Linked DNA regions of Homo sapiens: region 2 is linked to region 1. Evidence: read pairs that join two places in POLR2A ChIA-PET (ENCODE). Cell type or tissue: PC-3. All regions are shown on one strand. Each heading gives the region's core, and the rest is flanking DNA. Links, peaks and the distances in the headings are about the cores only.

Evidence for each region. ChIA-PET counts read pairs that join two places held together with the same protein. Peaks named below come from ENCODE experiments on the same cell type or tissue, not always from the same donor. Only the 100,000 strongest peaks of a DNase experiment are listed, where the experiment ranks them.
Region 2: POLR2A ChIA-PET joins it to region 1 with 18 read pairs; 7 of 35 experiments call an interaction of 5 or more read pairs at or near these places.

Annotation. Positions count from the first base shown.
Region 1 is chr19:13,123,865-13,138,649 of GRCh38, reverse strand. NACC1 (nucleus accumbens associated 1) reads right to left here. Exons shown (of 6, transcript NM_052876.4): 2 at 2,497-3,450; 3 at 2,245-2,418; 4 at 1,274-1,379; 5 at 1,075-1,172; 6 at 1-503. The coding sequence starts at 3,442. The coding sequence ends at 244. Among named protein-coding and RNA genes, the nearest start is that of NACC1, 13 kb to the right of the region's middle. RefSeq lists enhancers at 772-1,691, 14,663-14,785. In PC-3, for the core only: no CTCF peak of the experiment used is centred there; a DNase peak (open chromatin) is centred at 3,939.
Region 2 is chr19:13,241,373-13,257,547 of GRCh38, reverse strand. It overlaps CACNA1A (calcium voltage-gated channel subunit alpha1 A), which reads left to right. Exons shown (of 47, transcript NM_001127222.2): 28 at 1-198; 29 at 2,289-2,453; 30 at 4,447-4,557; 31 at 12,283-12,366. Among named protein-coding and RNA genes, the nearest start is that of IER2, 99 kb to the right of the region's middle. In PC-3, for the core only: CTCF peaks have their summits at 9,332 and 9,538; a DNase peak (open chromatin) is centred at 9,537.

The sequences.
Region 1 (14,785 bases), core at 1-8,000:
TCCCCCACTGCACGAGTGTGTGTTAAAGAAGGCAACACGGACCTCACGCCACCTGCCCTGCGGTCCTCTCCCGGCCCAGCTCTCGGTGGGGAAAGGGGGTAGGACAGGAGGGGCAGAGGGCCGGGAACATGCAGCACCCACCGCGGGTCCTGGGGAGGGACAGACAGTAGCTCATGACCAAGATGGCAGGTGTGTGTGTGTGTTGGGAGGGGAAGTGTGTGGCCCCGCGGGAGGCTGGGCGGGTTACTGCAGGGCTTCAGCCGAGGGACCCGCCTCGCCCTCGTGGCTGGCGGTCTCGAAGCCATGCTCCACACCCATCATGTCCGGCTCGATCTTGCCCGTTTCACTGATGAAGGTGGTGTAGGCGTCATCCTCAGCCTTGAGCACCTTGACCTTGGGCATCCAGCTCTTGCGCACGACGCGGCGGGCGTTGGTGCACATGTCGGCCGCGATGGCATTCATCTCGCTCTCCTTGAAGTTGGGGGCGAAGTTCTGGCAGTAGTCTGTGGGGCAGGGTGGGTGCGGCCTTGGCACGGGGGCCAGGTGACTCCCACAAGGCCTACTCACCAGCTCCCCTACAGCATCTGCGACTCCCTCTCAAAGGGGAAACGAGTGAGGCCACGCGGCCAGGACACCACACTACGTGCACCCAACCCTACACCGGACTGAGTTCAGCCATGTGTGGGGATGTGTTGGTTTTGATGGGATGGCCCCGTGTTCTTGAAAAATTCGGATCATTTGCCAGAATTTAGTAACGGGGAGTGGTCACTTGAAAATCTAGATGCCCCCCATGACGAGTGGCTAGCACTGTCTGGCTGCCTCATCCCTCCCAGACTGCCCTGAGTTCGAGACCCTCCTGCCTGACACAGGCTCCCTGGCTTCCCTTCGGCACGTGCATCCCCCAAACACGAAGAAATCTCTAAGCAATCACAGCCGGTTTCCCAGCAAGGCTAGAATGAGCCCCAGAATGCTTCTCAACACTGAACTCTAGCCCTCTCTGAGAGCCAAGGCTGGGAAAAAACGTCAACCTGCGTGCCCCGGGCCCACGCCTCGTCCAGCTGGGCCAACACTCACACTTGACAGCGTGGAGCACGCGGCTGTCCAGGGGCTTCCGACGGGGATCGTTGGTAGAAGAGCGGATGCCGGTGCCGCAGCTGTTGGCCAGCGTGTTCCTGGGGGCAGGGGACATGGAGGGAGTCAGCGCTCAAGTTGGTGGTGGGGGGGACATGGGGAAACCCCACCCCCCTCCCTGGGGCTCTGGCAAGGGCCTTACCGGTCAAAGAAGGAGGCCAGGAGCCGCCGCAGTAGGACCTTGTGCCGCGTGCCTGCGCTGACGTGGCAGTTCATCAGCTGCGCCCTTGTGATGTACACGTTGGTGCCTGGTGAGAGGAAGCCGGAGGATGGCCTGGGGTGCCCCCAAACCGCCACAGCCCCCATGATACCAGGCCTCATCTCAGAACACCCCAGGCCCTCCCTGCTGGGCTCTGGGTCCCAAGAAAACTCACCCAGGGACCTTCTCCCCTACATCTCTACCCACCAAGGGCAGTCAGGGGAGGCTCCTTGGGGCTCCCCCAACCTCATCAGTGCTCAGGAAAGGACAGAAAGGGTTGCTTCACCATCCTCGGGGTGCCTGCTGTGTGGCCAGTCGTGCCGCAAGCCTGTGTGAGGTGGGCACGCTGGCTGTCACCAGCTAGAGATGAGCCCAAGCTCAGCAGGACCAACAGGGAGTGGAGGCTCACACCTAGGCACTCTGACCCAAGGACCAAACACAGTCTTCTTCTTCTTTTTTTAAGAGATGAAGTCTCACTCTGTCACCCAGGCTGGAGTGCAGTGGCCACCACAGCTCACTGCAGCCTTGACCTCCTGGGCTCAAGGGATCCTCCCACCTCAGCCTCCTGAGTAGCTAGGACTACAGGCATTCGCCCCTGTGACTGTCCAAATTCCTAACCTAGGTAGTAGCTGGCCTTCACAGGAGCCCGGGAAGTAGCTAATCTACCCATGCGGCCAAACAATAATAGCCAATGCTCGCCCCGACCCCTTAAGCCAGAAACCTAGAGGCCAGGCCTTGCTGTATCAGCTCCTCCATCTCACCAACGCCCCCACCCTTAGGGTGGCTGTTACCAACACTACAGCACAGATAGGGAAACTGAGGTGCTGGGGGCTCCTAACCAGCTGCCCAGCCCAGCCCAGGCCAGCCGGCTCCAAAGCTGCGGAGGGGAGAGATCTGGGGCGAGACCGGCCCACCTGTCACCAGCTCCAGCTTCTCAGAGGGGTCGCCCTCGTCGTAGAGCTTGGGGTGGCAGCGGTTCCCAATCTGGTTGATAAGTTCAGCCGGGAGAGACGCCAGGTCTTGCCGAACCCGGATGCGATTTCGGGACTCGGGGGCTACCTGCTCCGGGAGGGCCTCCACCTTCTCGGCTGCAGGGAGAGAGTGGCACGCGAGTGGCAGGAGGAGCAGGGGTGGCTGGTGGGATGGGGGACAGGACGGCACCTCACCTGTCTGGCCGACGTTCATCATGCTGTACATGGTGTACATGTTGCAGATCTGCCGGTACTGCTCATCCATGCCCTCCTCGCCACCATCCTCCTCCTCGTCCTCCTCATTGTGGTAGGAGCCAGGGCTGTCGCTGGTGTAGGCGCTTGAGGTGCCTGGGCTGGTCCGCTCCGACGTGCTGGGCCCACTCACCACACCCCCTGCTGCTGCCACCCCACCGGCTGGCTGCCCTGCTCCCGCAGCCACGGCGGGCTGGGCTGCTGCCACCACCGGAGCCTGTTGGGGTGGCGGGGGCTGGTGAGGCCGGTTGGCAGCCAGGTCCGGCGTGGAGAACTTGGCCATCTTGCGGCTGCCATTGCCGCCGCCCCCAGCCTCCTTCTGGCCACTGTCCCACAGCCGCTTGGCCACGGGCATGCACTGCACGGAGTCCGACTCCTGCTGCTCCGTCTTCACCCGCGACACGAGGGGCAGCGGGGTGCTACAGGCTGGCCAGCCCGATGTCTGCGCCACGGGGCTCTGGGGCTCCGACGATGGGGCCTCCTCCGCATGCAGGCCCTGGGAGTCGCAGCTCGGGGAGCTCACCTTGAGGAAGAACTCGGTGCCCTTCTCCATGATCTCCTGGATCTGCAGGAAGCCAGCCGTGTACATGAGCAGGAACTGGTCGCCCACGTTCATGCTCAGCCGGCCCGTGTAGCAGAAGCTGAGGATCTGCTGGAAAGACTGGGGCTGCACAGCCGCCGGCAGCTCCACCACGGCGCTGCGGCTGTTGTTGAACAGGTCCCGGAAGTAGGAGCTGCTGGCAGCAAGCACGGCCCGGTGGGCCTTGAAGGCATGGCCCTTGACCACCACTGACACGTCACAGTACAGGCCCTGCAGCCGCTGTTCATTGAGGCACTCCAGGATGCTGTTGCCGAAGTTCGGGATCTCCATCTGCAGTGTCTGGGCCATGGCAGCGGCTGCACGAGGGGCAGGGAGGAATGGAGAGACAGAGACGGAGGGACGGGGTCAGGCGGCAAATGTGGGTGCTGGCCTAGCCCTGGCCCCAAAGACCTCCCCTGCTGGAGGGACATCCGCACGATGGAATCTACCATGGTGCTAAACCACACAGAGCCCTCTACCCTATCTGTCCTGGTACAGACTCACTTTTACAATATGTGGTCAAATCTGCTAAGCTAGCTGCAGACCAGGGTGGCCACACGCTATCCCTTGCAAAGAGGAGGGGGCAAAGGCATACTTATTCATATGTACTTGAAGAGTAACTGAATATGCTTAAGTGCTCGGAAGAGTGGCTAGGACACAGTGTGCTACCTCTGAGTGCCAGCTATTGCAAGCACCAGGTACATATATGGTATCTCTTCAGGGTACTGGCATGGAAATGCCAGAAAGGCAGGGTCATCTGACTGTGCAGCAGAGTCTGCAGTGCTGGGCACATGCCCTTCAATCACTGTTTGTATAATGACTAAATGACCACTCAAGAAATTACATGAGGTCAGGCGCAGTGGCTCACTCATGTAATCTCAGCACTTTGGGAGGCTGAGGCAGGCGGATCACTTGAGGCCAGGAGTTCGAGACCAGCTTGGCCAACGTGGCAAAACCCTGTCTACCAAAAATACAAAAATTAGCCAGGTAAGGTGGTGTGGGTATGTAGTCCCAGCTACTAGGGAGGCTGAAGCCAGATAATTACTTGAACCCAGGAGACAGAGGTTGCAGTGAGCCGAGATTGTGGCACTGCACTTCAGCCTGGGGCATAGAGTAAGACTGTCTCAAAAAAAAAAAAGGAAAAAGAAATTGCATGAGGCTGGGTGCAGTGGCTCATGCCTGTAATCCCAGCACTTTGGGAGGGCAAGGCGTGTGGATCACTTGAGCCTAGGAGATTGAGACCAGCCTGGGCAGCATGGTGAAACCCTGCCTCTTACGAAAAATACAAAAATTACCCCGGCATGGTGGAGCACACCTGTGGTCCCAGCTACTAGGGAGGGTGTGGTGGGGGGTGGATCTGTTGTTGAGCCCAGGTCAAGGCTGCAGTGAGCTGTGATTGCGCCACTATACTCCAGCCTGGGATACAGACAGAGACACTGTCTCAAAAATAAATAAATAAATAAATAACTTACATGAAAACATCTCTAGTCATCAGGGAAATTAGAAGAAAACATCATCAGGGAAATGCAAATCCTAACCACAATGAGACACCATCTCACACCCACTAGGATGGCTGGAATCAAAAAAGTTGGTGAGGATGAGAAATCCAGAACCCATTTCCACTGCTTGTGGGAATGTCAAATGGCACAGCCACCATGGAGAACAGTCTGACGGTTCCTCAAACGGTTAAAGAGAGTTACCATATGACCCAGCGATTCCACTCCTGGAATTTATGCCCAGGAAAAACGAAAACATTTGCCTGCATTGAAAACCTGTAAACAAACGTTCACAGCAGCATTATTCACAATAGCCCAAAGGTGGAAACAATCCAAACGTCCATCTGCGGATGGATGGGCCAACTAAACATGGTCAGTCCATACAATGGGATATTATTCAGCTATAAAAAGAAAGGAAATTCTGACACATGCTACAACATGGATGTCCCTGGAAAAGATTATTCCAACAGAAAGAGGCCAAACAAAAGGACCACAGATTGTATGATCCATTTATAGGAAATGTCCAGGACAGGCAAATCCACGCAGACAGGAGGCAGATTAGTGGTTGCCAGGGGCTGGGAGGCGGGGAGAATGGGGGTGTGGTGAGGGAAAGCAAAGGGAAGGCAAAGGTGTGTGGGGTTTATTCTTTTTTCTTTTTTTTTTTTGAGATGGAGTCTCACTCTGTCGCCCAGGCTGGAGTGCTGGGATTCCAGGTGTGAGCTATCACGCCCGGCCTCCTCTGTAATTCTATAGGGTCTCTAGAGGGCAGTGGTCCTAACTGGGCAGAGTGCGAGTGAGAAGGCTTCCCTGAGTAAGGCAGATCTTTCCAGACACTCCAGCTGGCCAGCAGGAGAAAGTAACAAGTACATGCAAAGGCCCTGGTGCAGGAATGCACACCTTCCCTCCCTTCCAGTTAGCTCTCAAGCACCTTCCATGTTTCATTAGCAACTCCACTCAGATCTGCCTCCCTGGGCTGGGCACTGAGAATACAGTGGCCACTCTCCTCCTAATCTGGTAACACCCGTTCCGTCTGAAAGGGCTGCTGTGAGGAATAGAAACGGCAAGTGTTCAAAGGCTCAGAGGTACAACCTAAGGTTGAGTCCTGGCTCCAGCACCGACCTGCTCCTCTGACCAGGAGCTCCAAATCTCTGCTTTCTCCATTTGGAAATCGAGGCTGAGGAGGTCAACCTGATTCTACAAACTCAACCTACACTTATTGTTACTGAATGATCATTCAAGAAATTACACGGAAACATTACTAGTCATCAGGGAAATGTGAATCCTAACCACAGTGAGATACCATCTCACTTACTGAGCTGCTACCCTGGCAGGCCACAAGCAAGACACAGGCCCTGCCCCTTACAACACCCAGGCGAATGGAGGAACCAACTCACAACTTCTATGAGCTCCCCGAATCCTCTTAGCAAGACTTCAGGGCTGGTTTCATACTCCCCTTGCAAAGCTGGAAAAACTGAGGTCATGTGGAAATTGAGGACTGTCCTGAGGTCATCTAAAAATTCATTCACCAGGTTCAAAATTCAAAAGATATGTCCTGAAGGGCGGGATGACTCAAGCCTGTAATCCCAGCACTTTTTTTTTTTTTTTTTTTTTTAAGACAGAGTCTTGCTCTGTTACCCAGGCTGGAGTGCAGTGGTGCCATCTCGGCTCACTGCAACCTCCGCCTCCCAGGGTCAAGTGATTCTCAGCCTCCTGAGTAGCTGGGCCTACAGGCGTGTGCCACCATGTCCGGCTAATTTTTGTACTTGTAGTAGAGATGCGGTTTCACCACATAGGCCAGGCTGGTCTTGAACTACTGACCTCAAATGATCCACCTGCCTTGGCCTCCCAAAGTGTAGGATTACAGGCATGAGCCACCACACCTGGCCAATCCCAGCACTTTGGGAGGCCGAGTCAGGTGGATCACCTGAGGTCGGGAGTTCGAGACCAGCCTGGCAAACACGGTGAAACTCCATCTTTATTAAAAATACAAAAATTAGCTGGGTGTGGTGGCCGGTGCCTGTAATCCCAGCTACTCGGGAGGCTGAGGCAGGAGAATCACTTGAACCCGGGAGGGTGGAGGTTGCAGTGAGTCAAGATTGTGCCATTGCACTCTAGCCTGGGCAACAGAGTGAGACTATGTCTCAAAACAAAAACAAACAAAAAAACCCAAGATATGTCCTGAGCTATCTGCTGCCCCTACCACTTACATGCAAAAAGTGGTAAGGCCAAGATTCAAACCAGGGTCTGCCTAGGCACCACAGCCTGTGACTTCCCTTGCTTGTATCTTCCTTCCTCTTCCCCTCCTCAAAATCACTGCCACCATCCTACGAAAACACAAACAAAACAAAACAAAACCCCAAAACCTCCTTAGGGCAATCAGAGGGTGGAGGCTGGATCTAGGAATCCCAGTTACAAGGCAACAAAAATCTCCGCCCAGGAGCTCAAACTCAGAGCTGAATGGGCCAGGAGCTGGCCACTCTGCATGAAGAGGCAGGAGAAACAGGCACCATGTTGGGGGGCAAAGGACAGAGCCCAGAGAGCCTACTTCAGGGGTCCTGGCAGCCCTGAACCACCTCCCTGGGCAGCCAAATTAAAGCCACCCCTGGTACTGGGGCCCACATGACAAGGACCAAGATGGTCAAGGGAAGAGGCTGGCATCCCAGTTCCTAGAGGGGTGCTCCAAGCTCATTCCCCAGGGAGGAGGACAAAGCCAGGACAGGTGTGCAGTGCTGCCAAAATCCTGCACCTGCCTGTGCCTCAGTTTATTCATCTGTAAAATGGGCTGTTCATCCAACCCATCCTGATGAACTGCATCCTCCTTTGTGGGAGGTGCTGGGGACACAGCCCTAAAAGGACCAGCTGTGCTTATGTGGAGCTGTCTAGTGAGGAGACACCGGGGATGATTTAATTACAGTTGGGGTGGGTATGTCAACCAAGCAGATGGCCTTGGTGGTAGGGACCATAAAAGGTTGAGCAACTGCCAGGACAGAGATAACACTTCTGGGCGGGAAGGTATCAGGTGTGGTCCAGGGACCCAAAGAAAGCTGGTGTAGCTGAAGGGCGATGTAGCAGGGACAGGGCTGCCAGGAAGGGTATGGGACAGGTGGGGTCCTGGCCTACAGAGTGTGGACATCTTTGAAAGTGAGCCCCAGGGTCAGGGCAGCATTTTAAGAGTTATATGTACAGGCCAGGCGCGGTGGCTCACGCCTGTAATCCCAGCACATTGGGAGGCTGAGGCGGGCAGATCACCTGAGGTCAGGAGGTCAAGACCAGCTTGGCCAACATGGTGAAACCCCGTCTCTACTAAAAATACAAAAATTAGCCGGGTGTGGTGGTGCACATCTGTAGTTCCAGCTACTCAGGAGGCTGAGGCACGAGAATCACTTGAACTTGGGAGGTGGAGGTTGCAGTGAGCTGAGATCGAGTCACTACACTCCAGCCTGGGCAACAGAGTGATACTCCATCTCAAAAAAAAAAAAAAAAAAGAAAAGAAAAAAGAGGTGTATGTACAGTTAACCCCTCCAAGGGCACTGTCAGCTCAATGAAGGCAAACATTCTGGCTGGTTTTATTCAAGATTAGTTCTTTAGAATGAAATAGATGCTCAGTAAATATTTGTAAATGTGTTAAAGAACAGTGCAGAGAGGCTGGGCACGGTGGCTCACGCCTGTAATCACAGCACTCTGAGAGGCAGAAGCAGGAGGAGCCCCTGAAGCCAGGGGTTCAAGACCAGTCTGGGCAACATAGTGAGACCCCTATCTCTACAAAAAATTTTAAAATTAGTGGGGCTTGGTGGCTTGCACCTGTAGTCCCAGCTACTTGGGAGGCTCAGGTGGGAGGATCACTTGAGCCAAAAAGTTAGAGGCTGCAGTGAGTGATGATTGTGCCACTATATTTCAGCCTGGGTCATAGAGCGAGACCCTGTCTCTAAAACAAAAAAAGCAAAAACAAAAAACCACATCCCCCGACCCCACTACCCCACCAAAACCAACCAACCAACCAGCCAACCAAACAAACAAACAAAACAGTGCAGAACGGGCACAGGACTGCTTCAAGGTGACCTTACCAAGCACCCAGCACCGGCCACAGGTAATTTTTTTTTTTTTAAAGACAGGGTCTCACTATGTTGTCCAGGCTGGTCTTGAACCCCCCCATTTGGCAATGGAGACTGAAAGGTTACGGGGATAATAGGAGGCAACAGAGATGTGGGGGTTGGGAAGGTGGCCCAGGTCCCCTCCTGAGAATGAGAGCCAACCTGATGCTCAGACTGAGGTCCCCCATACCTTGTGAACCTCAGCTTCAGAGCCCAGCACCACAGCACCCAGGGCTTTGGAGCCTTTGATTAGCAATTGGTCCAAATAGCTCAGCCAATTAGCGCACGGGAGCTCTCCCTCCCTCCATGCTGCTGGGGACGAGCGGAGTGGGGCGACGGGTCTGTGAGCCACAGTGACCTGAATGCTGTTCGTCTAGTTCCCCAGTGGCCCCCGCACAGAGTGGACAGGGGTGAGCTGCAGTGTGGGCCAGAGCAGACCCATCTCTGGGAACCCCTCCATCCCTCTGTGATTGGCCCAATCCGGCCCAATCCTGCCCAATGGACTCAGGAGAAAAACTATGTGGGCCCCTGCAAGAAGCCCTCACCCACGCTAGCCCCAGGAAGGGAGCTAGCATGACTGGACTCAGAGGAAACGGGTCTCTCGCTGGCAGGTCCCTAGCAGGGTCACCTGCTGGCTGAAGCAGGGGTGGGATGGAGTCGAGGATTGAGGTCTCTAAACCACCTAATGGTTCTAGTCCCCACCAAATCCCCACCTAAGTCAGGCTCAAACACACTGCCTGGTCCTCCTCTACTGCAGCGAGGCCTTTGCCCAAGCTGTGCACCCTGCCTGGAATACCCTCTTCCTCCACCCTCAGCTACTCACTTCTCCAGGCTAGAGAAGATGTCCCTCTCCTGCCCCACCCCGGCCACAGTGCCCTTAAGCTTACCTCTGAGGAAACTAAGTCCCACTTGACTATAAACTCCCCAAGGGCAGAAAACCATATGAGAATCATCTCTCCTTAAAATTCAGCATATCAGCACCCCTGAGGGTGTGGGGGACAAGGGCAGGAGGCCACAGGGCAGCTGGGACCTTCCTGGCCAGGACAGTGCCTAGTCCTGGCCCTGGGCCTGAGCAGATCTTCTGGTGAGACCCAAGGGCACAGCACACGGTTTCCATGACTTCCCAACAACTACTCAATAAATATTTGCCAGGTCCCTGCCTGGGCAGGCCACAATGGTGACAAAGTAGCCCTGCCTCTGGAGCTCACAGTCCAGCAGGAGACAGGGCCATTCATCCTTGGTCACACAGATCAATGTGCTACACACTGGGGTGCCTGACCTTGCCCAGAAGGGGTGACACTGGAGCTGAGATCTAGGAAGGGCAGTAGTGGATGGGGAGTGTGGCCCTTCCAGAAAGGGTTTTCACCTCCAGGGGACTGGGCTCAGTCTCAGGGCTCTGCTATGGACAAAGTATGTCCCTCCAAATTCACAGATTGAAACTCTGAGCCCCAATGTGCCTGTATCTGGAGATAAAACCTTTGGGAGCTAATTAAGGTTAATTGAGGTCATAACGGTGGTATTAAGAAGGCAGCTGTCTGCAAGCCATGAAGAGAGCCCTCACCAGAACCTGACCACGCTGGCACTCTCATCTAGACTGCCAGCCCCCAGCACTCTGAAATATAAATGTCTGTTGTTTAAGCCACCCAGTCTGTGATATTTTGTTGTGTGGCAGCTTGAGCTGACTAAGACAGGCCTGAAGCACCATCTATTCACTGATGCCTCCCCCACTGGAGTCTTTGGCCCGGACTTCCCTGTGAATGCCAGACTCGCACACACCCCAGACACCTCCACTCAACAATTTCAGGACCTGGCTCCAGTCCTTCCCAAAACCTGTGAATGCCGTAGCTTCACCAGCTCTGGCCCTCCTCATTCAGATCCTTGGATTCATCTTCAACTCCTTCAAAACCACTTTGTACTACCTTGGCCCCAAGTGACACTGCCTGGGCCCCTACAATGCTTTATTGGGGCCCCTGGCAGTCTGGCCCTGCTTGCTCTCGGACCTACTAGAATGGGAATGGGACAGCCATAGCTCTTCATACTCTCCCTGGTCACATAAAGCCCTTTCTCTACTCTTTTGCTTTTGGAGACAGGGCCTTGCTCTGTCACCCAGGCTGGAGTACAGTGGCACCATCATAGCTCACTTCAGCCTCAAACTCCTGGGCTCAAGCAATCCTCCCACCTCAGCTTCCCAAATAGCTGGGACCACAGGAGCTACATCCAGCTAATTTTTTTTTTTCTTTTTTTTTTTGAGGCAGAGTCTCGCTCTGTCGCCCAGGCTGGAGTGCAGTGGTGGGATCTCGGCTCACTGCAAGAATCGTTCAAGCGATTCTCCTGTCTCAGCCTCCTGAGTAGCTGGGATTAAAGGTAACCACCACCATGCCTGGCTAATTTTTCTATTTTTAGTAGAGATGGGGTTTCACCATGTTGGCCAGGCTGGTCTTGAACTCCTGACCTCAAGTGATCCGCCCACCTCCCAAAGTGCTGGGATTACAGGCGTGAGCCACGGCACCCGGCCCATCCAGTTAACCGAAAAAAAAAAAAAAAAAAAAAAAAAAAAAGTATATGTATATGTATGCTTTTTTTTTTTTTTTTTTTTGGTAGAGACGTGATCTCACTATATTGCCTGGGCTGGTCTCCAACTCCCAGCTGAGTGTTCCTCCTGCCACAGCCTCACAAAACCCTGCGATTATAGGCATGAGCCACTGCGTCTGACCAACAAAGCCCTTCCCGACACTAACTCCCTGGCTTGATTCTCCCTGCTTGACTTATCCTTCTTGGGAGTTCCTATGATTTATTTAGCAAGCTGGCCATTTTTCTTTTTCTAAAAAAAAATTATTTATTTGTGCATTTTTTAGTAATAGAGACGAGGTCTCCCTAATGTTGCCCAGGCTGGTCTCAAACTCCTGGGCTCAAGTGGTCCTCCTGCCTTGGCCTCCCAAAGTGCTCGGACTACAGGTGCGAGCCACCACCCCTGCCAAACTGGGCATTTTTTGGGGCTTCATGTCAGTTTCCCTGGGGCAGGGAGTTTGCCTGTGTAGATCCCTGTTGTGTCCTCTACCCCTAGGACCTGGCCAGGTACACAGTGGGTGCTCACAGTCCTTCGTGGAAAAAATGAACAAAGAATTACTTCCATTCCTCCTAACCTAACTCCCTGTTTTGTTCCACATTAACGTGGCTCAAACAGGAATAGGGCTCAGAAGCATTATCTGTGGCTGGGCAGACAGACGACCTCCTTTGACAGCTGCCAAGGTGGGTAGCCAGCAGTCAGGGGCCTATTGAGACCGCAGTGTTACCTGACGAATTGCTCACACTGCCGGTGGATCCTGCCATCTGCAGGAAGGGGGCTGGCAGGATGATTCCTGGGAGTAGTAACTGTCAGCTCTTAGGGAAGAGAGCTGAGGAATTCCCCAGCCAGCATGGGCCTGTGAGAGACTGTCAAAGGCACAGTCCTTTCCTGATGTCTTTCCAGGGAAGCTGTGACATGGCCGTCGACAGATGCTATGGTCTGAATGTTTGCCTCTTCCCAAAATTCACATGCTAAAGCCTATCTCCAATGTAGTGGTATTAAGAAGTGGGGCTGGCTGGGCACGGTGACTCACGCCTGTAACCCCAGCACTTTGGGAGGCTGAGGAGGGCGGATCACGAGGTCACGAGGTCAGGAGATAGAGACCATCCTGGCTAACATGGTGAAACCCCATCTCTACTAAAAATACAAAAAATTAGCCAGGCACAGTGGTACGTGCCTGTAATCCCAGCTACTCGGGAGGCTGAGGCAGGAGAATCGCTTGAACTCAGGAGGCGAAGGTTGCGGTGAGCCGAGATCGGGCCAATGCACTCCAGCCTGGTGACAGAGCAAGACTCCGTCTAAAAAAAAAAAAAAAGTTAGGCCTTTCAGCCAGGTATGGTGGTTCACGCCTGTAATCTCAGCACTTTGGGAGGCCGAGGTGGGCGGATCACCTGAGGTCAGGAGTTGGAGACTAGCCTGGCCAATATGGTGAAACCCCATCTCTACTAAAAATACAAAAATTAGCTGGGCGCAGTGGTGCACGCCTGTAATCCCAGCTATTAGGTAGGCTGAGGCAGAATTGCTTGAACCTAGGAGGTGGAAGTTGCAGCGAGCCAAGATCACGCCACTGCACTCTAGGCTGGGCAACAGAGCAAGACTCCATCTCAAAATAAAAAAGAAGTTGTTGATCAAAAATTTAAAAAGGGCTGGGTGCAGTGGCTCACGCCTGTAATCCCAGCACTTTGGGAGGCAGAGACAGGCGGATTACCTGAGATCAGGAGTTCGAGATCAGCCTGGGCAACACAGTGAAACCCCGTCTCTACTAAAAATACAAAATTAGCCTGGCATGCTGACACATGCCTGTAATCCCAGCTACTTGGGAGGCTGAGGCAGGAGAATCGCTTGAACCTGGGAGGCGGAGGATGCGGTGAGTCAAGATCGCACCACTGCACTCCAGCCTGGGCAACAAGAGTAAATCTCCGTCTCACCAAAAAAAAAAAAAAAAAAAAAAGTGGGGCCTTCGGGAGTTGATTCAGTCAGGAGGGCTCTGTCCTCATGAATACGAACTGTGCCCGTATAAAAGAGGGGGAGCTTGTTTGTCCTTGCCACCCTGTGCAGATACCTAAAAGGTGCTATCTATGAGAGATGGGCCCTCACTAGACACGGAATCTGCTAGCACCGTGATATGGGACTTCCCACCCTCTACAACTATGAGCAGCTCATCTCTGTTGTTTATCAATGGCCCAGTCTGTTTTGTTTTTTTGAGACAGGGTCTTGCTCTGTCACCCAGGCTGAAGCGTAGTGGTGCAATCTTGGATCACTATAGCGTCAAACTCCTGGGCTCAAGTTATCCTCTCACCTCAGCCTCCTGAGTAGCTGGGACTAGGGATGTGTGCCACCACGCCCGGCTAATTAAAACAATTTTTTGCAAAGACGAGAGACATATGTTCTCAGGACCTCCTGAGGGCTGTGTCACGGGTGAAAAACAAATTAAAATTAAATTTTTTTGTAAAGATGAGGTCTCACTATGTTGCCCAGGCTGGTCTCGAACTCCTGGGCTCAAGCAATCCTCCCATCTCAGCCTCCTAAATGCTGAGGTTAGAGGCATGAGCAATGTGCCTGGCTTCCAGTCTAAGGTATTTTATTACAGCAGCCCAGATGGGCTAAGACCTACAAGCCAGTTAAGGGAGACCAGCAACTCCAAGTGTAACAAGGAACAAAGGCCCCAGAGAGCCCCACAGTCCTTCATGCAGCTCAGCAGGATGTGGCTGGATCCTGGCAGCTACTCAGGTTGCCTGCCTGACCCAGAACCAGAAAGACCCCTCTGTAGGGGCTGAATGTGAAGGCAGTCCAGGAAAACAGTTAGTGAAGAACAAACTGTTCAGTGGGGGGCGGTGACTCCTACCTGTAATCCCAGAACTTCGGGAGGCTGAGGCAGGAAGACGCTTGAAGCCAGGAGTTTGAGACCAGCCTGGGCAATACAGCAAGACCTCATCTTGCATCAGTATTTTTTTTTCTTTTTTGTTGAGACAGTCTTCCTCTGTCGCCCAGGCTGGAGTACAGTGGCGTGATTTCGGCTAACTGCAACCTCCGCCTCCTGGGTTCAAGCAATTCTCGTGCCTCCGCCTCCTGAGTAGCTAGGATTACAGGCACACACCACCATGCCTGGCTAATTTTTGTATTTTTAGTAGAGACTGGGTTTCTCCATGTTGGCCAGGCTGGTCTCAAAACTCCTGGCCTCAAGTGATCCGCCCACCTCAGCCTCCCAAAGAGCTGGGATTACAGGCGTGAGCCACTGCACCTGGCCTGTATTTTTTTTCTTATACACCCACAGATTTAATTCGTTATCTCTTTCCCTGAATGACTATTGTTAAATCCATGGTGGAATAGGATTAGTAACAGTGTCCCCTACTCAAGCCTCACTGACTGGGCCCATACCTGGCCAGGGCTCAGACAGGCTCATTTAACTTACTCTTCTTTACAGTTTCTGAGGAAGAAATGAGCCTGCCTGCCATTTCATGGATGGGAATGAGGCCCAGAGAGGTGAAGCCAGAGGTGG
Region 2 (16,175 bases), core at 3,266-11,265, 120 kb before region 1:
CTCAAGCATTCGGTGGACGCCACCTTTGAGAACCAGGGCCCCAGCCCCGGGTACCGCATGGAGATGTCCATTTTCTACGTCGTCTACTTTGTGGTGTTCCCCTTCTTCTTTGTCAATATCTTTGTGGCCTTGATCATCATCACCTTCCAGGAGCAAGGGGACAAGATGATGGAGGAATACAGCCTGGAGAAAAATGAGGTGCCACTTCCAATTCCATCTGTCCTTTAAAAACTGGGGACACACACAAACTTTAAAACACACACAACACCCAGGAACCCCTTTCTAGGGGTACCTGGGGGAGGGAACAGAAGCATTGTCCCAACCGAATCCAGTCTTCAGGGCAGCCCTTCATGGAGTTTCCAGAGGAAACACATCATATAGTGTATGTATCAGTCAGTTTAGACTAGGTTATGCCGCAGTAACAAGCAACCCCAGATTTCATTGCCAAATATCCACAAAGGGACTTATTTTTTGCTCACACTGCATGTCAACATCAGTTGTGGATCTTGCCATCTTTATTCTGGTTCCCAGGCTGGCAGAGCAGCAGAGCAGCCTCCCTCTGAGATGCTCCAGATGAAAAAGAGAGTATGTCAGACTGAGGTTCAGTTCTTCAGGCTTGTGCTCAAAAATTACACATGTCACTTCTGCTCACATTTCATCAGCCAAAGCAAGTCACACATCCATTCTGACATCAGTGGAGTGGGCAAATACAATCTCCCCTAGCGAAGGGTGGTGAATATTTATGAATGAAAAGCCAAGCCAGGTGTGGTGGCTCACACCTGTAATCCCAACATTTTGGGAAGCTGAGGCAGGAGGATCACTTGAGCTCAGGAGTTTGAGACCAGCCTGGCCAACATAGCAAGACCCCATCTCTACTACAAATCAAAAAAATTAGCCAGGCAGGATGGTGCACACCTTTAGCCCCAGTAACATGGGAGGCTGAGGTGGGAGGATGCTTGAGCTTGGGAGTTCGAGGCTGCAGTGAGCTATCATTATGCCACTGCACTACAGCCTGGGCAACAGAGCAAGACCCTCTCTCAAAAAAAGAAAAGGAAAGAAAATCCAGTCCCCTGTCTACCAGAGAGTATAGACATGACTCTTTGCCTCTCTGGCATCATCCAAGCTAAATAGAGGACCTAGAATATATCCTCTGCTCCCTTGACCCTTAAGACTTAATAACCACTATTCCTCCTTCTCTCTCCCTCAAAGAGAAGGAGAAGACGCAGCAAAGTATTCAGTAAGAAAGAATGGGCTGGGCGCAGTGGCTCACGCCTGTAATCTTAACACTTTAGGAGGCCAAGGCAGGAGGATTGCTTGAGCCCGGAAGTTCAAGACCAGCCTGAGCAACATAGTGAGACCCCATCTCTATGATTAAAAAAAAAAAGTTTTAATTAGCTGGGTGTGGTGGTGCACGCCTGTAGTCCCAGCTACTCAGGAGGCTGAAGCGGGAGGATCACTTGAGTCCAGGAGGTCAAGGCTGCAGTGAGCTGTGATTGCACTGCACTCCAGCCTGGGTGACAAAGCAAGCCCGTGTCAAAGAAAAAAAAAAAAAAAGGAAGGAGGGAGGGAGGGAGGGAAGGAAGGAAATGAGAGAGAGAAAGAAAGGAGGGAGGGAAGGAAGGAGATAGGGAAGAAGGAATGAAGAAGAAAGAAAGGGAGCGAAGGAAAGAAGGAAGAAGAGAGAAAGGAAAGGAGAAAGGGGAAAGGGTGGAAGGAATGAAGGGAAGGAAGGAAAAAGGAAAGTGAAGGAGGGAGGGAGGAAGGAAGGAAAGGAGGGAGGGAAGGAGGGAGGGAAGGAGGGAGGGAGGGAAGGAGGGAGGGAGAGAAGGAGGGAGGGAGGGAAGGAAGGAGGGAGGAAGGAAGGAAGGAGGGAGGGAGCGAGGGAGGGAGGAAGGGGAAGAAGGATTAGGCTTCAATTTGATTTGGCACACTCGGTAGCTGTGTCACCTCAGGCAAGTGGTTTAACCTTTCTAAGCCTCTATTTTGGTGATCTGCAAAGTGAGGCCATTGATAGTACCCACTTCCCATGTTTGTATTAGCCATGCAATAATGGGGAAATGTCAGTGCAAGTTTTGGCAGTTGGTGACATCTCAAGCAACTGTAGCTGTTGGGATAAGAAAGCAATGGTGAGAAGGAAGAGAGAGCCCAGGAATCCTGGCTGGGGGCAAGAGAGGCAGAGACTCAAGCAGAAGCACTTGAGAACCGCGACGAGTTAGACAGAGGGTGCCCGGTGTACAGCCACCTTCCTCCTGCCTCTGCCGCTCTCACCACTGGCCTCTCTCCCGCAGAGGGCCTGCATTGATTTCGCCATCAGCGCCAAGCCGCTGACCCGACACATGCCGCAGAACAAGCAGAGCTTCCAGTACCGCATGTGGCAGTTCGTGGTGTCTCCGCCTTTCGAGTACACGATCATGGCCATGATCGCCCTCAACACCATCGTGCTTATGATGAAGGTAAGTGCCCCACACCAGCCCCCAGCACTACTTAACCCCCACCTCGTTCCTGCCTCTACCCTGATAAAATGAAACCATCTGCAGTTTCCCAGACAGACCACACTCTGGATCACCTCTGAGATTTTGTTCCTGCTGTTCCCTCTACCTGACACACTGTTCCCACCACTCCCCCGGCCAGCTTCTTCTTCCCAGCTGTACCTGCAGACCTCTTCCTCCAGAAAGCCTTCCCTGACCACCCAAGACTGCTTGAGGTGCCCATCTTAGCAGGCATCCTATCTTTATGTCGCCTGCCACAAAAATCTGCGTCAGGTTGCATGACAGTGTCCCCCACCCATTTATGATGACCTCAGCCCTGAATTCCTAGAGGCCAACAAGGATCTGGCTCAGACGGAACAAGAAGCTCTCTATAAATGTTTGATTAATGAAATGAGGGGGCTGGGCGCGGTGGCTCATGCCTGTAATCCCAGAACTTTGGGAGGCCGAGGCGGGCGGATCACCTGAGGTCACGAGTTCGAGACCAGCCTGACCAACACGGAGAAACCGCATCTCTACTAAAAATACAAAATTAGCCAGGCGTGGTGGTGCGCATCTGTAATCCCAGCTACTCGGGAGGCTGAGGCAGGAGAATTGCTTGAACCCGGGAGGCGGAGGTTGCCATGAGCCGAGATAGCGCAATTGCACTCTAGCCTGGGCAACAAGAGCAAGACTCCATCTCAAAAAAAAAAAGAAAAGAAAAAGAAAGAAATGAGGGAGAAGGGGTAGGTGAGGACCCTAAAATCCCCAGGGCTAAGGAGCGGCTTCCAAAAAAAAACTCTGAAAACCTTTCACCCTGTGCTTTGGACTCCAAAGCGTGGATTCAAGCCCAGCTCTTCCATTTAATTCATTTACCTTTGTACAAGCAACCAGTGACTTTCTGGGGACTCAGTTTCCCTGTCAATAAAATGGGAATGATAATAAGAGCACATTTGCCCCCTCCAGAGGAGGTGAGAGGATTGAATGAGAAAGTTCATGCAAGGACCTTAGCTCCTTCTCGGCACTTCAAAAACGATCAATAGTGGCCGGGCAAGGTGGCTCACACCTGTAATCCCAGCACTTTGGGAGGTCGAGGCAGGCGGATCACTTGAGGCCAGGTGTTCGGGACCAACTGGCCAACATGGTGAAATCCCGTCTCTACTAAAAATACAAAAATTAGCTGGGCGTGGTGGCGCATGCCTATAATACCAGCTGCGTGAGAGGCTGAGGCATGAGAATCGCTTGAACCCAGGGGGCGGAAGTTGCAGTGAGCTGAGATCACACCACTGCACTCCAGCCTGGGTAACAGAGTGAGACTCCGTCTCAAAAAAAATAAGGAAGCCGGGGACGGTGGCTCACGCCTGTAATCCCAGCACTTTGGGAGGCCGAGGAGGGCGATCACAAGGTTAGGAGATCAAGACCATCCTGGCTAACACGGTGAAACGCTGTCTCTACTAAAAATACAAAAAGTTAGCTGGGCATGGTGGTGGGCACCTGTAGTCCCAGCTACTTGGGAGGCTGAGGCAGGGGAATGGCATGAACCCAGGAGGTGGAGCTTGCAGTGAGCCGAGATCGCGCCACTGCACTCCAGCCCGGGTGACAGAGTGAGACTCCTCAAAAAAAAAAAAAAAAAAAAAGTATAATTCAGCCAAGCACAATGGCGTATGCCTATAGTCCCGACTATCAGGAGGCTAAGGTAGGATTGTGAGTTCAAGCCCAGCCTGGGCAAAATAGGAAGACCCCGTCTACCAAAAAAAAAAAAAAAAGGTTGGGGGAGGTTTTTGTTTTTTTGGATGTGAAAAGAAGAGCCTAGTCCGGCGGAGAGCGGGGCTTTCCTGAACTGTGCCTCCTACCAGTGAGGTTGCTCAGACCTTGCCTGGGGCTGGAGTGTTGCCTGGAGAACAGCCATGAAGCTGCCTCCCCACTTCCCACTTCCCACCCCTGCTCGCTGACCCCTGCTACTCCTGCTTCTTTCCCCTAGTTCTATGGGGCTTCTGTTGCTTATGAAAATGCCCTGCGGGTGTTCAACATCGTCTTCACCTCCCTCTTCTCTCTGGAATGTGTGCTGAAAGTCATGGCTTTTGGGATTCTGGTAAGTACCACCTTGGGGCTACAGCTATGGGCTTGGGAGAAGCCCAAGGGGGAACAATGGGTCCTGGATGATGGTCTCCCAACGTGGCCCCAAGAACCCCAACCTCAAGGGTGGCTTCAGTATCCTGCCAGTGGCCACAGATCCTACTTAGGCATTCTTGTGTTTGCCAAGGAGTCCCAGGGAGACCCAACCTGTGAGTGTTACCATATGGCTGCTTATGTATCCAGTTCCTCAAAATGATGGGAGTCATCATGGCTGGGAGTCTTTAGCATCCATTTTAGAGATAAGAAAACTGAAATCAGGCTGGGCGAGGTGTCTCATGGCTGTAATTCCAGCACTTTGGGAGGCCAAGGTGGGCGGATCACCTGAGGTCGGGAGTTCGAGACCAGCCTGACCAACATGGAGAAACTCTGTCTCTACTAAAAATACAAAATTAGCCGGGTGTGGTGGCGCATGCCTGTAATCCCAGCTACTCGGGAGGCTGAGGCAGGAGAATCGCTTGAACCTGGGAGGCAGAGGTTGTGGTGAGCCGAGATCACATCACTGCACTCCAGCCTGGGCAACAAGAGTGAAACTCTGTCTCAAAAAAAAGAAAGAAAGAAAGAAAACTGAAATCAGGCTGAGCACAGTGGCTCATGCCTGTAATCCTAGCACTTCAGGAGGCCAAGGCAGGAGGATCGCTTGAAGCTAGGAGTTCTCAACCAGCCTGGGCAGCAAAGCAAGCCCCTGTCCCTACAAAAAAAAAAAAAATTTTTTTTTAATTAGCCAGGCATGGTAACTCGTGCCTGTAGTGCCAGTTACTCAGGAGGCTGAGGTGGGAAGATATTTTGAGCCCAGGAGGTGGAGGTTGCAGTGAGCTATGATCATGCCACTGCACCCCAGCCTGGGCAACAGCAAGACTCCATCTTTAAAAAACAAACACAGAGGTCAGGCACAGTGACTCACACCTGTAATCCCAGCACTTTGGGAGGCAGAGGCAGGCAAATCACTTGAGCCTAGGAGTTCGAGACCACCCTGGCCAACATGGCAAAACCCCATCTCTACTAAAACTACAAAAAATTAGCCTGGCGTGCTTGTGGGTGCCCATGATCCCAGCTACTCAGGAGGCTGAGGCAGGAGAATCGCTTGAACCCACAAAGTGGAGGTTACAGTGAGCTGAGATCACACCACTGCACTCCAGCCTGAGCAACAGAGCAAGTCTCAAAAAAATAATAATAATAAAAATAAATATGTCTTTATTTTTCACCAGCCACTAACTAAATTTTAACATTTCCTTCCATCTTAAAGGGAGATAACAAACCCTTAGTATTAGTATTATCAACCCTTAATATTATCAACATGACCTGTGTCACTTATAAACATCAGATATTTTCATACTGCATTATAAGAGCTGCAGATACCTTAACATTTAATTTGCATTCATCATTGCTTTAAAATGTTGCTTGTGATTAAACCTACAGCTAGAATTTGTTACTCAGTGTTTTTTTGTTGTTGTTCTGTTTTGTTTTGTTTGAGACAGTCTCGCTGTTGCCCAGGCTGGAGTGCAGTGGCGCAATCTCGGCTCACTGAAAGCTCCACCCCCTGGGTTCACGCCATTCTCCTGCCTCAGCCTCCCGAGTAGCTGGGACTACAGGTGCCTGCCACCACACCTGGCTAATTGTTTGTATTTTTAGTAGAGATGGGGTTTCACCATGTTGGCCAGGATGGTCTTGATTTCCTGACCTCATGATCCGCCCGCCTCGGCCTCCCAAAGTGCTGGGATTACAGGCGGGAGCCACCGCACCCGGCCTACTCAGTGTGTTAATGGAGAAGTATATTCATTGTTAGATCGCCATTTTTAAAACTTTTTTTTTTTTTTTGAGACACAGTCTTGCTCTGTTGCCCAAGCTGGAGTACCGTGGCACAATCTTGGCTCACTGAAACCTCCACCTCCTGGGTTCAAGCGATTCTCCCATCTCAGCCTTCTGAGTAGCTGGGACTACAGATGCACACCAGCATGCCAGGCTAATTTTTATATTTTTAGTAGAGACGGGGTTTCACCATGTTGGCCAGGCTGGTCTCGAACTCCTGGCATCAAGCAATCTGCCTGCTTCAGCCTCCCAAAATGCTGGGATTACAGGCATGAGACACTGTGCCTAGCCTTAAAAAATATTTTGATAGCTATTTTATTACAAAAGGTAACCTTGAAGCCCTTGCTATTTTGTTATGCATTTACAAGCCTTTATGCATAAAATAAAATAGCCAGCACTATTCTCACATGGCCAAGGTTCATAGCACACACACAAAAGTATAGTTGGCTGAGTGCGGTGGCTCACACCTGTAATCCCAACACTTTGGGAGACAGAGGTGGGTGGATCATGAGGTCAAGAGATCCAGACCACCCTTGCCAACATGGTGAAACCCCATCTCTACTAAAAAGTACAAAAATTAGCTGGGTGTGGTGGCGCATGCCTGTAGTCTCAGCTACTCGGGAGGCTGAGGCAGGAGAATCATTTGAACGTGGGAGGCGGAGGTTGCAGTGAGCCGAGATCTTGCCACTGCACTCCAGCCTGGGTGACAGAGTGAGACTCCATCTCAATAAATAAATAAATTAAATTAAATTAAATTAAAATTATTTTTTAAAAAATTGGGGGCTGAGTGTGATGGCTCACACCTGTAATCCCGGCAGTTTGGGAGCTTGAGGAGGGCAGATCCCTTGAGGTCAGGAGTTCAAGACCAGCCTGGACAACATGGTGAAACCCCGTCTCTACTAAAAATACAAAAATTAGCCAGGCATGGTGGCGTGTGCCTGTAATCCCAGCTACTCGTGAGGCTGAGGCCCAAGCATCGCTTGAACCTGTGAGGCGGAGGTTGCAGTGAGCCAAGATGGCACCAGTGCACTCCAGCCTGGGTGACAGAGTGAGACTTTGTCTCAAAAAAAAAAAAAAATTAAGGTGAAGAAGGCTTATACTAGTGGGCTGGGACTTGAAGTGAAGTGAATTCTTGAAGGTCCCCAGTGAGTGGCCAAGGTGGGACTTGAACCAGGACATCTGTTCTCTTGACCACCAGCTTAGTCCATCCCTTTGAAGAGAGTGACCTACAGTCTGGGTCTCAGCCAGGGTCTCAGGAAACCAGGTTCCCACCTTGGCTCACGGAGGTGGTTAGGGGCATCAGCTTTAGCACCAGAGTTCAGATCTTGCCTCGTCCTATATAAGCTTTGTCACCTCCCCATCATTAAAAGGAGCCATCCTCCCCCTCCACCTCAGCAGAGCCCTGGTAAACAGCAAATGGACTAACGTGCATCTAGAGGGTTGAGGATGAAGCCTGGCCTGGCATGGGCACTCAATAAATGCTAGGGGCCAGGCACGGTGGCTGACACCTGTAATCGCAGCACTTTGGGAGGCTGAGGCAGGTGGATCGCTTGAGCCCAGGAGTCTGAGACCAACCTGGACAACATAGTGAGATTCTGTCTCTACAAAAAGTACAAAATTAGCCTGGTGTGGTGGCGTGCACCTGCAGTCCCATCTACTTAGGAGGCTGAGGTGAGAGGATGGATTCAGCCCAGGATGTCAGGGCTGCAGTGAGTCGTGATTGAGCCGCTGCACCCCACCCTGGGTGACAGAGCAAGACCCTGTATCAAAATAAATAAATAAATGCTAGGAAAGGGATCCTACTAATGGACCTTTTTCCTCCAAAACAGTGGCTTTCATTTGGTGGAGATGCTACTTATTAGAAGCACTTGAGGCCAGGTGTGGTGGCTCATGCCTGTAGTCCCAGCACTTTGGGACTTCTGCCAAGGCAGAAGAATTGCTTGAACCCAGGCGTTTCAGACCAGCCTGGGCAACATAGCAAGACCTCATCTCTAGAAAACATTGAAAAATTAGCCAGCATAGTGGCACATGACTGTTGTCCTAACTACTTAGGCGAAGGCAGGAGGATTACTTGAGCTCAGGAGTTCAAGGCTGCAGTGAGCTGCGATCACATCACTGCCCTCCAGCCTGAGCAACAACACAAGACCCGGACTCTAAAAATCAAAAAAGAAGCACTTAGGGAAATTTCTTAAAATTAAATGATACCCTGAGCAAACCCCTAGATGTTCTGATTCATTTGGTTTGGTGAGGTGGGAGGGAATCACTGAATCTGTAATTTATTATTATTTTTTTTTTTTTGAGATGGATTCTCACTCTGTTGCCCAGGCTGGAGTGCAGTGGTGCAATCTTGGCTCACTGCAACCTCTGCTTCCCGGGTTCAAGCAATTGTCCTGCCTCAGCCTCCCGACTAGTTGGGATTACAGGCGCCCACCATCACGCCCGGCTAATTTTTGTATTTTTAGCAGAGACGGGGATTCACCACGTCAGCCAGGTTGGTCTCCAACTCCTGACCTCAGGTGATCCGCCTGCCTCGGCCTCCCAAAGTGCTGGGATTATAGGCATGAGCCACCGTACCTAGCCTGCAGTTATTTTATTCTGAGTTGATCTTCTGCTGGTGAAGTGAGTCTTCCACTGGGGCCTGGAGCTGCATCTCCCTCACCCTGCCAATCCTGCAAGAGCCAGCACTGAGCTTCCCCTCTGCTTTCTCTTTTTTTTTTTTTTTTTTTTTTTTGAGATGGGATCTTACTCTGTTGCCCAGCCTGTTCTTGAACTCGTGGCCTCAAGCAGTTCTCCCTCCTTGGCCTCCCAAAGTGCTGGAATTATAGGCATGAGCCACCACGCCTGGTCTCCCCTTTCAGTTTTAAATGAAGCCACAAGTTCCCTGTATAACATTTGGGAGATAGAGGGGAGCTCTCTAGCCTAGGGGTTGAGGTCTGTGACCAAACGCCTATAAAGTTGTCTTTGTTTGGACTCCCCCAGAAGCAGAGCCTGAGACAAGGATTGAGTGCAAGGAATTTATCTGGGATGCAGGGCAGTAAGGGAGAGAGGAAGTGACACAGGGACAGAAAGGCAACCAGGAAAGAGTGTATTATTAAGCCAGTTCCTGCTGTGAACAAATGGGGCTCAGTTTCAGTGGATACCTCCAGGAGGCAACAGAGAGCACATACCACAGAGTCATCCCACCTCACAGGGAGGGAATTGGAGTATTTATCCTCCAGTGCCCATCAGACATAATCACAGGCCACTCCCAGGGGAGCTATTAATTCCCTAACACTTGTGCAGCCACAGAGAGACCCTGGGCAAAGTAGTGTACCTCAGGTGTGTAGTTGAGCTATGGGCAGGGCCCCAGCAACACCTGCCAAAATGCCAAAAGTGCCAGTGGGACCTGAATTCCTTTTTATTTATTTATTTATTTATTTATTTATTTTTATTTATTTATTTTTGACGGAGTCTCGCTCTGTGGCCCAGGCTGGAGTGCAGTGGTGCAATCTCTGCTCACTGCAAGCTCTGCCTCCCAGGTTCACGCCATTCTCCTGCCTCAGCCTCCGGAGTAGCTGGGACTACAGGCGCGCACCACCACGCCTGCCTGATTTTTGTGTGCGTGTATTTTTAGTAGAGATGGGGATTCACCATGTTATCCAGGATGGTCTTGATCTCCTGACCTCGTGATCCGCCCACATCGGCCTCCCAAAGTGCTGGGATTGCAGGCGTGAGCCACCGCGCCCGGCCCCCTGAATTCCTTTTTTAGGCAGTTGTGAAACAACAACATCCCATCTGTTGGGCACCTACTGTATATTCCATGCTCAGCGACGCACATTCATTGTCTGATTGCTGTGTTACCACTGCCTTCCAGAGAAGGGCGCAGAGGCCCCAGGCACTTCGCCTAGGAGGGAAGCACAGCTCTAAGGTCAGGCTCCTTCTCTGTAAGGTAGAGGGGCTACTTCAGGGTCACACTGACCGCCCCAACCCCTGACCTGGCCTCTGCTTCTGCGAAGATGCTGAGAAGGCCCTGTGTTTTGTGTTTTGGGTCCCACTGACCCCAGAGGGGAGGGCCATCTCTTTGACCCAGACTCTTGGATCCAAACTGGGGTGCCACCCATCACCATGTCAGTACCCGGTTGAGGGGAGTCAGAGATAGCAGGAGACCTTGTGGGACTTGAGGCTGTGACTGTTCTCCAAACAATGTGGAGTATTTCCATATTTTAACAAAAGAGAGGCCAGGCGTGGTGGCTCACGCCTGTAATCCCAGCACTTTGGGAGGCCGAGGCGGATGGATCACAACGTCAGGAGATCAAGATCATCCTGGCTAACATGGTGAAACCCCGTCTCTACTAAAAAATACAAAAAATTAGCCAGGCGTGGTGGTGGGCGCCTGTAGTCCCAGCTACTCAGGAGACTGAAGCAGGAGAATGGTGTGAACCCGGGAGGCAGAGCTTGTAGTGAGCCGAGAACGTGCCACTGCACTCCAGCCTGGGCGACAGAGTGAGACTCTGTCTCAAAAAAAAAAAACAAACAGAGAGGTTATGCTTGTGTTTCCCCTTGAGCCAGCACCCAGCCCAGGAATGCAGCAGTCAGGATAGATCAAGTGAAGCTGCAGTAACAAACAGCCCCCACATCTCAGTGACTTAAATTGATGGGAAGGGTTTTTTACATTCAGCAGGGAAGCTGTTTGCCTCATAGTTACCCAGGGACCCAGGCTCACAGAGTAGCTGCCATTCAAAATGTTACTGGTCGCCAAGCCCAGGGTTGAGAGGCTAGAGAGTCCAACACTGACCAGAAAGTGACCACACTGCTTCCACACACAGCACATCACTGCACCTAGACACACATGGCCCCATCTAAACACAAGGGGACCAGGAAGTGCGTGTGCCTGAAAGGCCCCAAAGCCCCGTCCAGTGCCTGTTCTGCACCCTGTTACTGTCCGCCTCCAGATCAGGAAATGGAGGCCCAGAGAGGTTAAGCCACTTGCCCATAGCCACACAGCTGTGGTAGCAGAGCTGGGATTTGAACCCAGAGTCTCCTTTCTTTGCGAGTATGCTGCCAACCTAGTGGGGACCTGAACACAGACTGTGGGCTCTCTGAGGCCTGGGTTCAAATCCTGGCTTTACATCTCTGTGCTGCTAGCCTCAGGCAGATGAGTGGCTTGGTTACCTCCTAGAAAATGGGTATACCTGGGAGTGGTGGCTCACGCCTATAATCCCAACACTTTGGAAGGCCAAAGTGAGCAGATCACTTGAGGTCAGAAGTTCGAGACCAGCCTGACCAACATGGTGAAACCCCGTCTCTACTAAAAATACAAAAATTAGCTGGGTGTGGTGGCATGCACCTGTGGTCCTACCTACTTGGGAGGCTGAGGCAGGAGAATCGCTTGAACCCAGGAGGCAGAGGTTACAGTGAGCCGAGATCGTGCCACTGCACTCCAGCCTGGATGACTGAGCGAGACTCCATCTCAAAAAAAAAAAAAAAAAAGAGAAAGAAAGAAAAAGAAAATGGGTGATAACCCTTCCCTCCAGGATCTTCATGAGGAGCTCAGTGATGTCATTTATAAAGCCCCTGGGGTCTCGGGAGCCCTCAAAAATGCTGGAGAGACAGGCCACAGCTCTGAAGAGCAGCCCCAGCCCTGTGGAGCTGAAGCAGGGTCTGGAGGCCCCCTCTGGGGCCAGGCCAATCATGGGAAGGCCCCCAGGAGTTCCCAGGGAGGGAGACTCAGCACAGATGATGTCGAACAGCCTTTACCGCAGCCCTTCGAACAACCATAACTGTCCCGGGCACTCCGCTGATGGGCAACTGTGCCTCTAACATGCACCCGGCCAGCCTAGGGGGCCGGGAACCAAGCCCTCTGTTGGCATCTCTGTCTTGTGGGTCCCCATTCTAGAATTATTTCCGCGATGCCTGGAACATCTTCGACTTTGTGACTGTTCTGGGCAGCATCACCGATATCCTCGTGACTGAGTTTGGGGTAAGTCTCCCTCCAGCTTCTCTCTGGGTGACTCTGGGCTGGACGAGGCAGGCGGCAGGGGGCGGGGGAGCGGTCCCAGAGGCAGTGTGTCCCGGAAGCCATAGCTGCTTGAGCCAGCACTTGGCCATGACCAGAGAGGGAGAACTGGGGCCCCGGGGACAAGGGCAGCCCCTCAGGAGGGCATTGTGGGGAGATGGGGGTAACCAAAGCTTGGCTGTAGGGCCAGCACTGAGGGGTGGGCTTTCCTGCATCCTGGCCTAGGAATTAATAATGCAGATGAGTACACTGAGGGAACTGAGACACTCAAAAGCTCTGAAAGCTGAGCCGGCTCCCAAACACCACCCTATGTCAGGAGCCCAGAAAGAATGGGTTTCAAGTCAATTCTGTTTGAACCAACCCTCTCCTAGTTAGTGGGCAGGAGAGAGCCACAGCCCTCAGGCCAGTGTGGGGACACCACTCCCAGGGCCATAGAGGGGTCCCCAGGGTGTCTTCCCTCCTCTAGCCCCGGGCCTGGGAGACTCTCAACATGGGAGTCTCTGGACCTCTCTGTGGTGGCCCCACAGGCCACATTGCCCTTCTCCTTTTCTGGAAGACTCAGGGCCCCAGAGGTCCTGTCCTAGACCCTCTCCTTGGCCATCTGCCAATGAGCCCAGGCTTGGGGTCCCTCAGGAGATTGGGGGGAGGGTAGAAGATCCTTGCAGGGGGAAGCAATGGTCAAAAAAGGGTGTCAAAGCCAAGGGTCAAGGGTGATACCAATGTCATCTTACTAACAATAAAAATAACAATAGCTCACGAGAATCGCAGCCTTGCTGTGTGCCAGGGAACTGTGCCAAGTGGTTTACGTGGATTGGCTCAGGGTAGAGGTCTTGGTCTCAGCTCGTAAGAGAATTCCCTCGGAGGGTTCAACTGAAGGCACCCAAATGCAGACCTCACTGGTGGAGGGGAAGGGAAGGGTACCCACAAGGGTGGCAAGGTGTCCAGCGACCACCCACCGTGGGGAGCTGTCACCTGCCCAGGTGCTGAAGTGGGGAGGGAACCTGAGCCGGAGGCCAGGAGAAGCCACCAAGTGGGAGCTGTCCTGTCAATGTGGAGAGACAGAGACCAGGGCCCAAGCAGGCAGAGAGCAATAGGGGAGAAACACCCCAACCTTTCTCTCCCCTCATCCCTTATCTCCTGCCAGAGCCTCCCATGGCCCAAAGTAAACCGGAAGCAAGCTGAATATGATGCTCAGAGCAGGCAGGGAAGTCAGGAGAATAGATCTGGGTGTGGTCGGGCCTGAGGAAGAGGGTGTTGCCTCATTTCACAGATGGGAAAACTGACCTCAGCTGGGCACGGTGGCTCATGCCTGTAATCCCAGCACTTTGGGAGGCCGAAGCCGGCGGATCACCTGAGGCCAGGAGTTCAAGACCAGCCTGGCCAACATGGTGAAACCCCATCTCTACTGACAATACAAAAAAATTAGCCAGGTGTGGTGGTGCATGCCTGTAATCCCAGCTACTCGGGAGGCTGAGGCAGGAAAATTGCTTGAACCCGGAAGGCGGAGGTTGCAGTGAGCGACGGTCATACCATTGCACTCCAGCCTGGGTGACAAGAGCGAAAACTCCATCTCAAAAAAAAAAAGAAAGAAAGAAAACTGATCTTCAATGCCTGGGGAAGTGAGAGACACTCCCAAGGTCACAAAGCCAGGCCTGGGTGACTCCTGAGAGTACACTGACAGCTCCTGGGGTGTCCCAGTCAGATCCCCCTACAGAAAAGGATCTGTTTGCCTGCTCTTCCGTCCTAGAAGGCCAGGAGGGGCTGGGGAACTACACAAAAGAGGGGGCCATTCTTTGATATGTCCTACGGCACCCGCACCCAAGTGATACACACTTATTTGCCTTCAGCTCCAGTGAGCCAGAATTTTCCCCTTCCCCTCACCCTATCCCTGAAACCTTCCTCTAGAGGGTTCTTGCCCACATGGGGGCTCTCTCCACTGGGGTGCCCCCACCTGGTCATTCTCCCCTGTCCTGAGTTTCTAGAGAGGGCTGGAGCTCCAGCTGGCAATCAAAATATCTTGCCATCCGGCTACATACAAGACAGCCTTGAACCAATGTCCCTTTGGGTCAAGAGGTTAGAAGGATGGTCCAGCTCCCCAGAAGGGCAGGTGGGGTGGAGGAAGTTAGCTGAAACCTTCAATCACCAGTAAGAGAGCTGTAGGGACAGACTCCAACAGCCTGTTCTCCTGGCTGGCAGGAAGATGGGGCATGGGGTGTTCATGGGACATCAGGACCCTTGCAGTAGCCAAACAGCCCCCAGCCCTCCCTACCAGCTGTTTGATCTTGGACAACTTGCGCTATCTCTTCTCATGTAGAGTGGGGCTAACCATTGCAACCAACCTCAGACACTTGCAAGACTCACAGTGATGCATGCACTCAAAAGACATTCATTGAGCACCTACTGTGTGCCTGGTGTGATTATAAGTGCTGGAGACAGAACGAGAAGGAGGGGTGCCAAACAAAACAGACCAAGAATACAGAGTGTCTGCTCCCATAGAGCTGACATTCTAAGGAGAGAGACGGGAACTTTTTACAAGTAAAAGCATCAACAGGCCGGGCATGGTGGCTCACGCCTGTAATCTCAGCACTTTGGGAGACCAAGGCAGGTGGATCACTTGAGGTCAGGAGTTCGAGACCAGCCTGGCCAACATGGTGAAACTCTGTCCCTACTAAAAATACAAAAATTAGCCGGGCACGGTGGCAGGTGCCTGTAATCCCAGCTACTCAGGAGGCTGAGGCAAGAGAATCACTTGATTCTCAGGAGGCGAGAGGTTGTAGTAAGCCAAGATTGTGCCACTGCCCTCCAGCCTGGGCGACAGAGTGAAACTCTGTCTCAAAAAGAAAAGGAAGAAAAAGAAAGAAAGAAACGTGAAGTGCTTGGCACAGAACCTGCCAGGAAACCAGGAGTTTGAAAATGGTGGTTGTTAACTATTACTGCTGTTGTTATTGTTATTGTGAATGGGTGTGTAGTTTTGTTAGCCAGCCCTGAGTTACAGTCAATTTGAGGGAAAGATAGGGGGTGGGTGTTTGGGTCCTTCTGGGACAATTAACTCCCAACCTGGAGTAGGGAGAGGCATGTCCTGGCAGGCAAGGAGGTCTCAGTTGCCCCTTTCTGCCTCCCAGGTAAGCCCACTAGTTCTGAGGCCAGGGCTTGGCCAGGCTGAGACAGGAAATGCCAGATGCTTGGGCGGGCAGGTCCCTGGGGTTTAGGGGGCAGAGGGCATGCGGCAGTACTAACCAGTGCTGTCTCAGCTGCTGCCCCCAAGTGGCTGGGGTGATGTGGGTTTGCCCTGTGTGCAATGGATAATGACTGTGTTTCTTGTCTTGTCTCTTTTCATGCCTGCTCTTAAAACTGTATATTGGCGCAACGCCGTCTGAAAAACTCATCCAATCAAAATGCACTATGAAATTCATTTGTTCATCCATGACATGGTCTGTGTGTTCATACACCAATGACTTATCTCCCAACCCACCGCCACCACCACCCCCACTCCCCGCCCGGGAACCGAAACCCATTGGTTTTTTGGCACTGGTTACAAATCAACCTAAAAAATGCTGAACACGCCTCCCCAACTGCCCCCGCCCGCCCGCTCCCCCTCATCTTCAACATCTGCATCTAGAATCCGGTTGGTCTTACTTCTTTCTGAAGTCTAAATGCCTTACATTAACTGTGAACGCATCTCCTCGCGTCGGCATTGCATGCCACACCCTGCCTCTCCAACGTGGGATGCCTGACGCTCTCCTCAACCCTCCGCTCTCCTCTGTCTGTCTGTC